Linked DNA regions of Homo sapiens: region 2 is linked to region 1. The links are chromatin loops, found by intact Hi-C in ENCODE. Cell type or tissue: B cell. All regions are shown on one strand. Each heading gives the region's core, and the rest is flanking DNA. Links, peaks and the distances in the headings are about the cores only. Region 1 has its middle 10 kb from the start of KCNMB3. Region 2 overlaps GNB4 (G protein subunit beta 4).

The links. A loop is a pair of places that touch in the nucleus more often than their neighbours do. Peaks named below come from ENCODE experiments on the same cell type or tissue, not always from the same donor. Only the 100,000 strongest peaks of a DNase experiment are listed, where the experiment ranks them.
Region 2: a loop joins it to region 1, with 2.7 times the contacts of the local background. A loop is called at or near these places in 1 of 110 quality-filtered maps.

The regions. Positions count from the first base shown.
Region 1 is chr3:179,259,200-179,263,591 of GRCh38, forward strand. It overlaps a transcript of KCNMB3 not described here and the pseudogene LRRFIP1P1. Among named protein-coding and RNA genes, the nearest start is that of KCNMB3, 10 kb to the left of the region's middle. RefSeq lists a silencer at 1,986-2,415 and an enhancer at 3,606-4,107. In B cell, for the core only: no CTCF peak of the experiment used is centred there; a DNase peak (open chromatin) is centred at 2,272; H3K4me3 peaks cover 1,323 bases; H3K27ac peaks cover 1,121 bases.
Region 2 is chr3:179,436,515-179,440,906 of GRCh38, forward strand. The region is part of intron 1 of GNB4 (G protein subunit beta 4); the gene reads right to left. Among named protein-coding and RNA genes, the nearest start is that of GNB4, 13 kb to the right of the region's middle. In B cell, for the core only: no CTCF peak of the experiment used is centred there; a DNase peak (open chromatin) is centred at 2,467; H3K4me3 peaks cover 1,316 bases; H3K27ac peaks cover 3,678 bases.

The sequences.
Region 1 (4,392 bases), core at 157-4,156:
CTCTCTGTACTTTCTGCTTCACAGGCATCACTAATGTCCTGTGAGGGACTTTCATTTTTGGGTACGGTGCAGTGATCTGCATCTTCGCTCTCTGGTTCTTCAGGATTGCTTTAAGTGGCACCAGCTATTTTAGCATTATCTTTTGCAACACCTTCATCTAATTCTTCACCACCAGCCCTCGGGCCTGATGATTGAACTGTGACATCCTCAAAATCTAATGTGTCTCTACCAGCTAGTACCTCCTCAGCTGCTGTTTTTACATCATTGCCTTCTTGGTCAAGTTTTCCATCCAACTTCATTTTAGGATTCTCTGGACAATCAACATTTTCACTGCTTTCTGCTGCAATTTTCTGTTTTGGATTTTCAGTCACCTCGTTTTGGGCTTCCACTGCTGACTTTCTGTCAGTAGACTTTACCTGCTCTTCTTCCTTAATTTCACTTAAATCTGTGTTCTGATAAGTTAACTCTTTTTAAACATCTTTAAGGGTTTCTATGGGTACTGGGGATTTTTTCCTCTTCTTTTTCTTTTTCTTGTTCTTTCTCTTCTGCAATGAGTCCAATGCCTCTCCCTGTTGGTCATTCTTTTCTTCATCTGGCTCTTTCATATCTGAGGGTTCACTTTGAGTGTCTACTGTACTTGGACCTGTCGCCTCCTGACCCTTGCTCTCAGTTCCTGCTGGAGAACCAGGAACTTCTGTCTTGATTGGTTTCTCATCCCTTAATCCTTTTTCTTCACCCTCTTCTTCGTTGTGATCCCTACCTGCTTCTGTACTCTGCACTGGAACCTCCTTGGGCTCAGCTGCTTCCTGGTTGGTGAATTCTTTCTCTAAACTATGCCCTATGCTTGTCTCTAACTGTTGGGGGACCTCTACCATACATCTGTCATCATGATAAACTGTGTCATCACTATGCCCTAAAGGACATGAGGCCACTGTGTCTGCCTGCTCTCCAACCTGAGTCACCGCTGCCTCTCCCACATTCTCTGTGTGGCTCCCACCATCTAAGTCACTCCAACAGTTGGATGGCTCAAGGGGAGTTCTGGTCCTGTCATCTGGTGCACCCATGACCTCATTTGACTCAACCTGTGCTGTGTTTTCAGGGAGAGAAGCGCTCTCAAGAATTTGGCTTTGAACCTGTTCCTCATAGGTAGCACCTGCTAAGGTTCCTAGGAATGGGGCAGTGTCTTCAGAGGATTTCTGGTCCTCGGTATTCTCACCAGCAGTGAATACCTCTATGTCCACACAATCCTTCACTGTGTCCTCTGTGTGTTGTTCTTTCTCAGTATTGTGCAAGATTTCTCTTTTCCCCACATTCGCCACGATTTCATTCTTCACCTCCACCTCACTGGCTTTCCTAGGGTCCCATCCCCTGTCGACTTGAGGGCATTTAACTCTTCTTTCGTCATCTTGGTAGGATCTTGGTATCAAACATTACTGAGAGTGTCGGAAGTCTCTCCATTGGTAACTATTTCTGAATTTAGGATTATTCCATGTTTCTCGAGCATTTCCTCTGTTTGCTTCAGGGCCTCCTTGACTTCAGCAAACTGAAACTGCAGTATACTGTGGGCGTGTTTTTCCCTTTCAAATTATTTGTTTTTCTCTTCGTACTGCCGCCTATATTCAGCCAGCTGTTCTTCAATCTCCAGCAACATATCTTTCAGGGTGTCAACTTGGTAAATGAAGTTTGTGTTTTCATTGTCTAACTGAGCATTGGAAAACATAGCCTTCTTACATTTCTCTTCAACTTCTGCTAGAGAGTCCTTGATTTCCCTGATGGACGCCTCGGTGTCGATGGATATAGAGGTGTCTCCGCTGCCTCTCTGAGAGGAAGTCCCACCCAGAAAGGCCAGCGTGGCTGCAGACGGGCCCAGCATGTTACGAGACCCCTTCTCAGTAAAATATTTTTCTGGTCTCTCTTCTACCTCCTTCTGCTGCCGCTCCAGCTCCTTCATGGGGATCTCACGAGCCTCCGCGCGGGCCTCCCGTTTTGCGGCGAGCCGGGCCTCCGCCAGCCTCTGCGCTTCCGCGCTCAAACAGTAGATCTCCCGGCTCTGCGTGGCCGCGGGGCTGGTCAACCTGCTGGGCTCGGCCCGCTCCACCCGGCGGGAAACGCTCGGGGACCGTGCCGGAGCCCCCCCCCGCGGGCCGGGCCAGGGGGCGCGCGCTCTGTCCGCGGAGACGGAGCCACTCGCCGCGAAGTGAACGCTCGCGCTTCCGGGGCCAAGAGCCAGCCCGCCGGGGAGCGGCTCGCGGGACTGGGCTCGGGCGCAGCCGGCAGGGGCGGGGCGTAGGTGGCCGCGGGCTGAGCCTGGCCGGGGGTGGAATGGCGCGGGGGAAGCGGGGCTCGGGCGCCTCCGCCCGCCCCATGGCCCGCCCCGCCCCACACTTGCAATTTTTTTACATTACTATGGTGTGAAAGCAATATGAATTCAGTAGAAACTGTACCTCAAATTTTGAATTTGCATTATTTCCTGGGCTAGCGATATGCAGTACCCTACTCTCTTGAGATGCTGGGCAGTGGCAGCCAGCCATAGTTCCCAGTCTGCCACACAATCATGAGGGTAAATAGCTAATACTCTGAAGTTTTCAACTTACAGTATTTTCCACTTATGATGGATTTGTCAGGATGTAATCCCACTGTAAATGGAGAACTATCTATATGCATGTTTTTACAAAAGATACATCTAAAACACAGATACAAAAAGGGTGAAATTTATAGGCAAAATGTAACAAAAAGCAAACATGAATGTTAAAAATTAAAAAGCTTTATTAGAAATTTAAAAATAAGTGTTTTAACACTGATTAAAGGCTCAATTCACACGGAAAATGTAACAATGCTAATTTGTAGGTACCTGATAGCATTGTTTCACTGATTAAACTACAAGAAGAAATAGACAAAATCCACTATCAGATTATGATGTATTTTTATACACTCCCCCAGTAATTTAGATAGCTTGACCTGAACAAACCAGTAGGGTAATAGATTTAAGTAAAGCAATTAACAAGTTTTATCTAAATGATAAATATAGAATACTCACTTCTACAGAATATATATTATTCTCAAGCATGTATGGAACATTTATGAAACTGTGTCCGGAATTGGTGGGTTCTTGGTCTCACCGACTTCAAGAATGAAGCCGCGGACCTTCGCAGTGAGTGTTATAGCTCTTAAGGCGGCGCCTCTGGAGTTGTTCATTCCTCCCGATGGGTTCGTGGTCTCCCTGGCTTCAGGAGTGAAGCTGCAGACCTTCGCAGTGAGTGTTACAGCTCATAAAGGCAGCGTGGACCCAAAGAACGAGCAGTACCAAGATTTATTGCAAAGAGCAAAGGAACAAATCCTCCACAGCGTGGAAAGGGACCTGAGCAGGTTGCCACTGCTGGCTGGGGCAGCCTACTTTTATTCTCTTATCTGGCCCCACCCACATCCTGCTGATTGGTCCATTTTACAGAGAGCCGATTGGTCCATTTTACAGAGAGCTAATTGGCCCATTTTGACAGGGTGCTGATTGGTGCGTTTACAATCCCTGAGCTAGACACAAAGGTTCTCCACATCCCCACTAGATTAGCTAGATACAGAGTGTGGACACAAACGTTTTCCAAGTCCCCACCAGAGTAGCTAGATACAGTGTCGATTGGTGCATTCACAAACCCTGAGCTAGATACAGGGTGCTGATTGGTGTGTTTATAAACCTTGAGCTAGATACACAGTACCAATTGGTGTATTTACAATCTCTTAGCTAAACATAAACGTTCTCCAAGTCCCCACCAGACTCAGGAGCCCAGCTGGCTTCACCCAGTGGATCCCGCACCGGGGCCACAGGTGGAGCTGCCTGCCAGTCCTGTGCGTGTGCCCGCACTCCTCAGACCTTGAGTGGTGGATGGGACTGGGTGCCGTGGAGCAGGGGGCAGCGCTCATCAGGGAGGCTCGGGCGGCACAGGAGCCCACGGAGGCGGGGGGAGGCTCAGGTATGGCGGGCTGCAGGTCCCAAGCCCTGCCCCGCGGGGAGGCACCTAAGGCCCTGTGAGAAATTGAGCACAGCAGCTGCTGGCCCAGGTGCTAAGCCCCTCACTGTCCGTGGCTTGTAGGCCGGTCGGCCACTCGGAGTGCTGGCCCGCTGAGTCCACGCCCACCTGGAACTCGGACTGGCCCGCAAGCTCCGCGCACAGCCCGGGTTCCCGCCCGCGCCTCTCCCTCCCCACCTCCCTGCAAGCTGAGGGAGCCGGCTCTAGCCTTGGCCAGCCCAGAAAGGGGCTCCTCAGGCGCGGCCAGAGTGGGCGCCAAGGCCGAGGAGGCGCGGAGAGCGAGCGAGGGCTGCAAGGGCTGCCAGCACGTTGTCACCTCTCAAGACCTGACTACAAACTTAGCCACAAAGAATTCCTCAACAAATGTCAA
Region 2 (4,392 bases), core at 213-4,212, 180 kb after region 1:
TGCAATACAAATTTATATTTCTTACACTCCATAATTTTTAACAACCATAATGAATCAGGTACAATATTTAAAGCTTTTATGATTTTTTTTTAACTAAGAAATTTTAAAACACACATGCCCACCCACCCCAAGTGTTCCATACAAAGACATCTCCACGTGGCTTTCTTTCTCAGGAAGTTAGTCAAAACCGTACAGCTGCATGGGGCAAGTGGATAAGAGAGGAAAACAGAAGTTGCAGATGCTGAAATTGTAGCATACGGCATTAACTTTTGGTTTTTTATCTTGTTTTTTGTTTTGCTACCAAGTTACTCATTATATTGAGCATTTTTCAGTACCCTTAAAGTAAAACAATTCAACCCCTTGTGAACTGAAGGTAGGCTGTTTTGTGTTCCAGGAAATAAATAAGGCACTGCTCTCCAGTCTATTTCCCTTCACCTAACTGTTATGTCCTGGTAGGGTTTATTCTCTCATCAAATATTTACTGAATGTGCCAGGAACTGGGGTTACATATGAATAAAACTTAGGCCCAGGTCTCAAGGAGTTTACAGTCTAAAAGGGAAGACAGACATAAAAATACACACACACAGGCCCATAATCCATTACCCTAAACCCTAGGGCCAGATATATTTCAGAATTTGGAAGTTTCCAGGTTTTAGAAAGGTACATTCATTGTATTGGCATAACACCAAAACCAGACCCCAGAGCAGCACCCACAGAGTCAAGAATTAAAATTTCTGAAGCAAAATGTAAAGCATGTTCATATGAGGTAGGAAAAAAAGAGACTAAGAACCTATAACCCCAGCACTTTGGGAGGCCGAGGCAGGCGGATCACTTGAGGCCAGGAGTTCGAGACCAGCCTGGCCAACATGGTGAAACCCCATCTCTACTAAAAATACAAAAATCAGCCGGGCATGGTGGTGTGAGCCTGTAGTCCCAGCTACTTGGGAAGCTGAGGCATAAGAATCGCTTGAACATGGGAGGCGTAGGTTGCAGTGAGCGGAAGATTGCACAACTGCACTCCTGACTGGCAAAAGAGCAAGTCTATCTCAAAAAAAAAACAAAAACAGACTAAGCAATAGCTTCATGTTGTTATAGTTCAGGTCACACTGTGCCACCAAATGAGTTCAGGTCATATAAGGTTTTGCCACTAAATTATTTGTGAAAAGGAAAAAAAAACCTGTAGTTTTCAAGAGTATTTGGTATTTCTAAATTGTTAAGAGACTGACCTGTAATACACATGAGGAGGACTGCCTGGCACAAAGGCAGGATAGGCCAGGCGCAGTGGCTCATGCCCATAATCCCAGCACTTTGGGAGGCTGAGGTGGGCAGATCACTTGAGGCCAGGAGTTCAAGACCAGCCTGGGCTACATGGCAGGTATCCATCTCTACAAAAAAAAAAATTAAAAAATTACCCAGGTGTGGTGGCATTTGCCTGCAATCCCAGTGCTTTGGGAGGTCGAGGCAGGAAGATCACTCGAGCCCTGGAGGTCGAGGCTGCAGTGAGCTACGATTGTGCCACTGCACTCTAGCCTGGGCGACAGAGTGAGACCTCATCTCAAAAAAAAAGAAAAAGAAAAGGCAGGATTACCCCGAACTTAAAAAGTACCAACTAGGAGTTAGCCAACTAAGAGATAACATTTACTGAGCATTTATTACGTGTATGTACACAACTCTGTGTAGTAACTCTTTATTTAGTTCTCAAAACAACCTCAGAAGGTAGGTACCAGTATCATTCTCATTCCACAGACGAGGAAACTTTACACATGGAGGTTATGGACCTTAGCCAAGTTCACACAACCTAATGGAGCCAGAGATGACTACTTACAGTGTGACCCCGGAAATTCTTTAACTACTCTAAGTCTCCATTCCTTCATCTGTGCAGTGGGGATCTCTACCCCTATGGGATTGTTTTGGGAATTAAATAATACACATTTTTTAATGTCTTGGGAAATTTAAGTCAATTTGGCCCAGCAAGGGAAATATATGAAGAAGCTATAGCCATGAACACTACTCAGGCTAATATCTACAGTGATTAATTGACAGATCTAATAGTACAGTGCTCTAAACAAAAATGGAAAAAGAAATGACCAGAAGGAAGGCCTTTCTTGGCCTTATGCTGCAATTTAACTACTTCTTCCTCTACTGAACTCCTTAAGAAGCATTGGGGCAACTGTTGGTAAAGGCTGTGTTTTATTTTCTGGGAGAGGACTAAAACAATCCATGAGCACTGTTTCATTTGCACCAGGACTCTCCTATTGAGGGGTAGAGGAGAGTGGTTTCAAAGGGGGAGAGAGAATAGAAGAAAACAACCAGTTATTTGAAGGGCTTTCTCAAACTACATCCACATCCTGAAGATTTAAATACTTGCCCCACCTCATTAGCAGCACCTGACTCTGTGGCCCATCCCCCACCCTAAGGCCTTGACTCTTCAAGTGTGTAAGGGCGGAACCAGGGTTGATAACCACTAATTTAACCAAACAGTTTCAATCTGTGGTTCTCAGAGTGTGGGGACCAGCAGCATCAGCATCACGTAGAAACCTGTTAGAAATGCAAATTTATAAATCCCTTCCCAGGACTACAGACTCGGAAACCTTGAGGGTAGAGCCCAGCAATCTGTGTTTTAGCAAGTCTTCACGGTGAGTCTGAAGCTCTCTAGAGTTTGAGATCCACTGGTCTAAGCTCTTATTTACACAAGCAGTTTAACATCGTGTGATTGGAGGAAAGTTCAAGAACGTGTGTTCATGCAGTAATCACTTCCTAAAAATCACTAAACTGGCACTTTTATAATCTTCCTGATCAGATAAAACATCTAAATCCTTACACATAAAGACATCTGTGAAAGGAAAATAAATCTTGGAACCCCAGACTCACTAAGCCTAAAGGAAAAGTCAAGCTGGGTCATGCAAACCTGCCTCCCATTATGGTTCCTAGATAAGATGGCTACAAAGATGAAAAGCTACACACCTCCCTCACACTTGGCCCCTGAAGAAATCCTTGTGGGCCCCGAGATCTCTACCCTAAAGCAGTTCTGTTGAAGGTCACCAAGGCAATGTGAATTGATAGCTTATCTTCACAGGCGTGGGGACATAGGACAGGACTCAAAATCATCCCTCCACTCACCTGAGACAAATGTATATCTCACTGCTTCTTCTGCTGTATTTGTCTATGTTGTCTTATGTAAAAATACAGATTCGCTGATTCAGACAAAGGCATGAATGTTTTCCCCTACCGATTTCTCATATGAAAATTGTGTATTTCCCAATATCCTGCCCTTTCTCCTTTAAATACTGAAGCCCTCAAAATCATCTTCAGAGAAAGGCATAGACCTGCCTCCCAGGCACATATCCTTAACTTTGGCAAATAAACCTCACGAAATAATTGAGACTTGCCTCAGATATTTTCTTTGATTTACACATTAAAAGGAATATAGATTTTAAAACATTATTCTTGTTCTTAATTCATTTTAAAGCAAAATAACTTCCCATATGTGAACTGTGATAAGATTTTGAATTTTTTTCTAAAGAATGGCTTCAGAAAGGGCAAAGAAGTTCCTATATAAATTGCAATTTTCTCAACACTCCCAACTTAAAATATTTGTACACAGAAATCATTAACAATTAATTCCTTGACATATTTCAGGTGTTATCTTCTCTTTCCTTGAGGGAAACAATTCCTCAAACAGAACTATGATTTTTGGGGGGCAGCTATACCTCCTTTGGTCTTACTTTACTCTTGAAGAAATATAAGAATGAAATAAATACCCAGGTCAGGAAGGACAGGCTTAGTTAGGAACCAAGCTGTCTTCTTTTATCTTGAAATATTCATGCTACCTGAAAAAAGAGACACTTGAGACATTTTTTAAAAAATTAAGACTTAAATGAATTAATCTTTGTTAAAGTAGCAAAGTACATGAGAAAATACCAAGAAAATAGTGTTTCATGTATTTTGGGAATTAAAAAGGGACTTAGATTCTGAAATGCCAGCTGACTTTTACATGTTTTATTATTTTTTTCAAGAACTTGTGATTACGTTTTCTGAACAAGGCACAATGTCATCAGTCGATATAGGCACAAATTGACCAAGAAGAAAAACAAGTTATTTCTCCATGTATCATAAATGGATCCATTTGGGGTGAACACGGTTAATAATTAGGGGTTATGACATTGAACAGGATATGTCATCAATGCAGAATCTAAACAGGGATGGTAAATTCCATTACCCAGTAAACTTTCATGCATAAAAATAAAAAATGAATAGGAATTCATGGAATTAAAACCTAATGCAGAGTACATGTGTTAAGTATAGTGTTGATATGTTTCTATTCTTTCGGTGTATTTTTTAAAAATTCCTATATATATAGATAGATAGAGAGAGAGAGAGAGAGAGAGATAC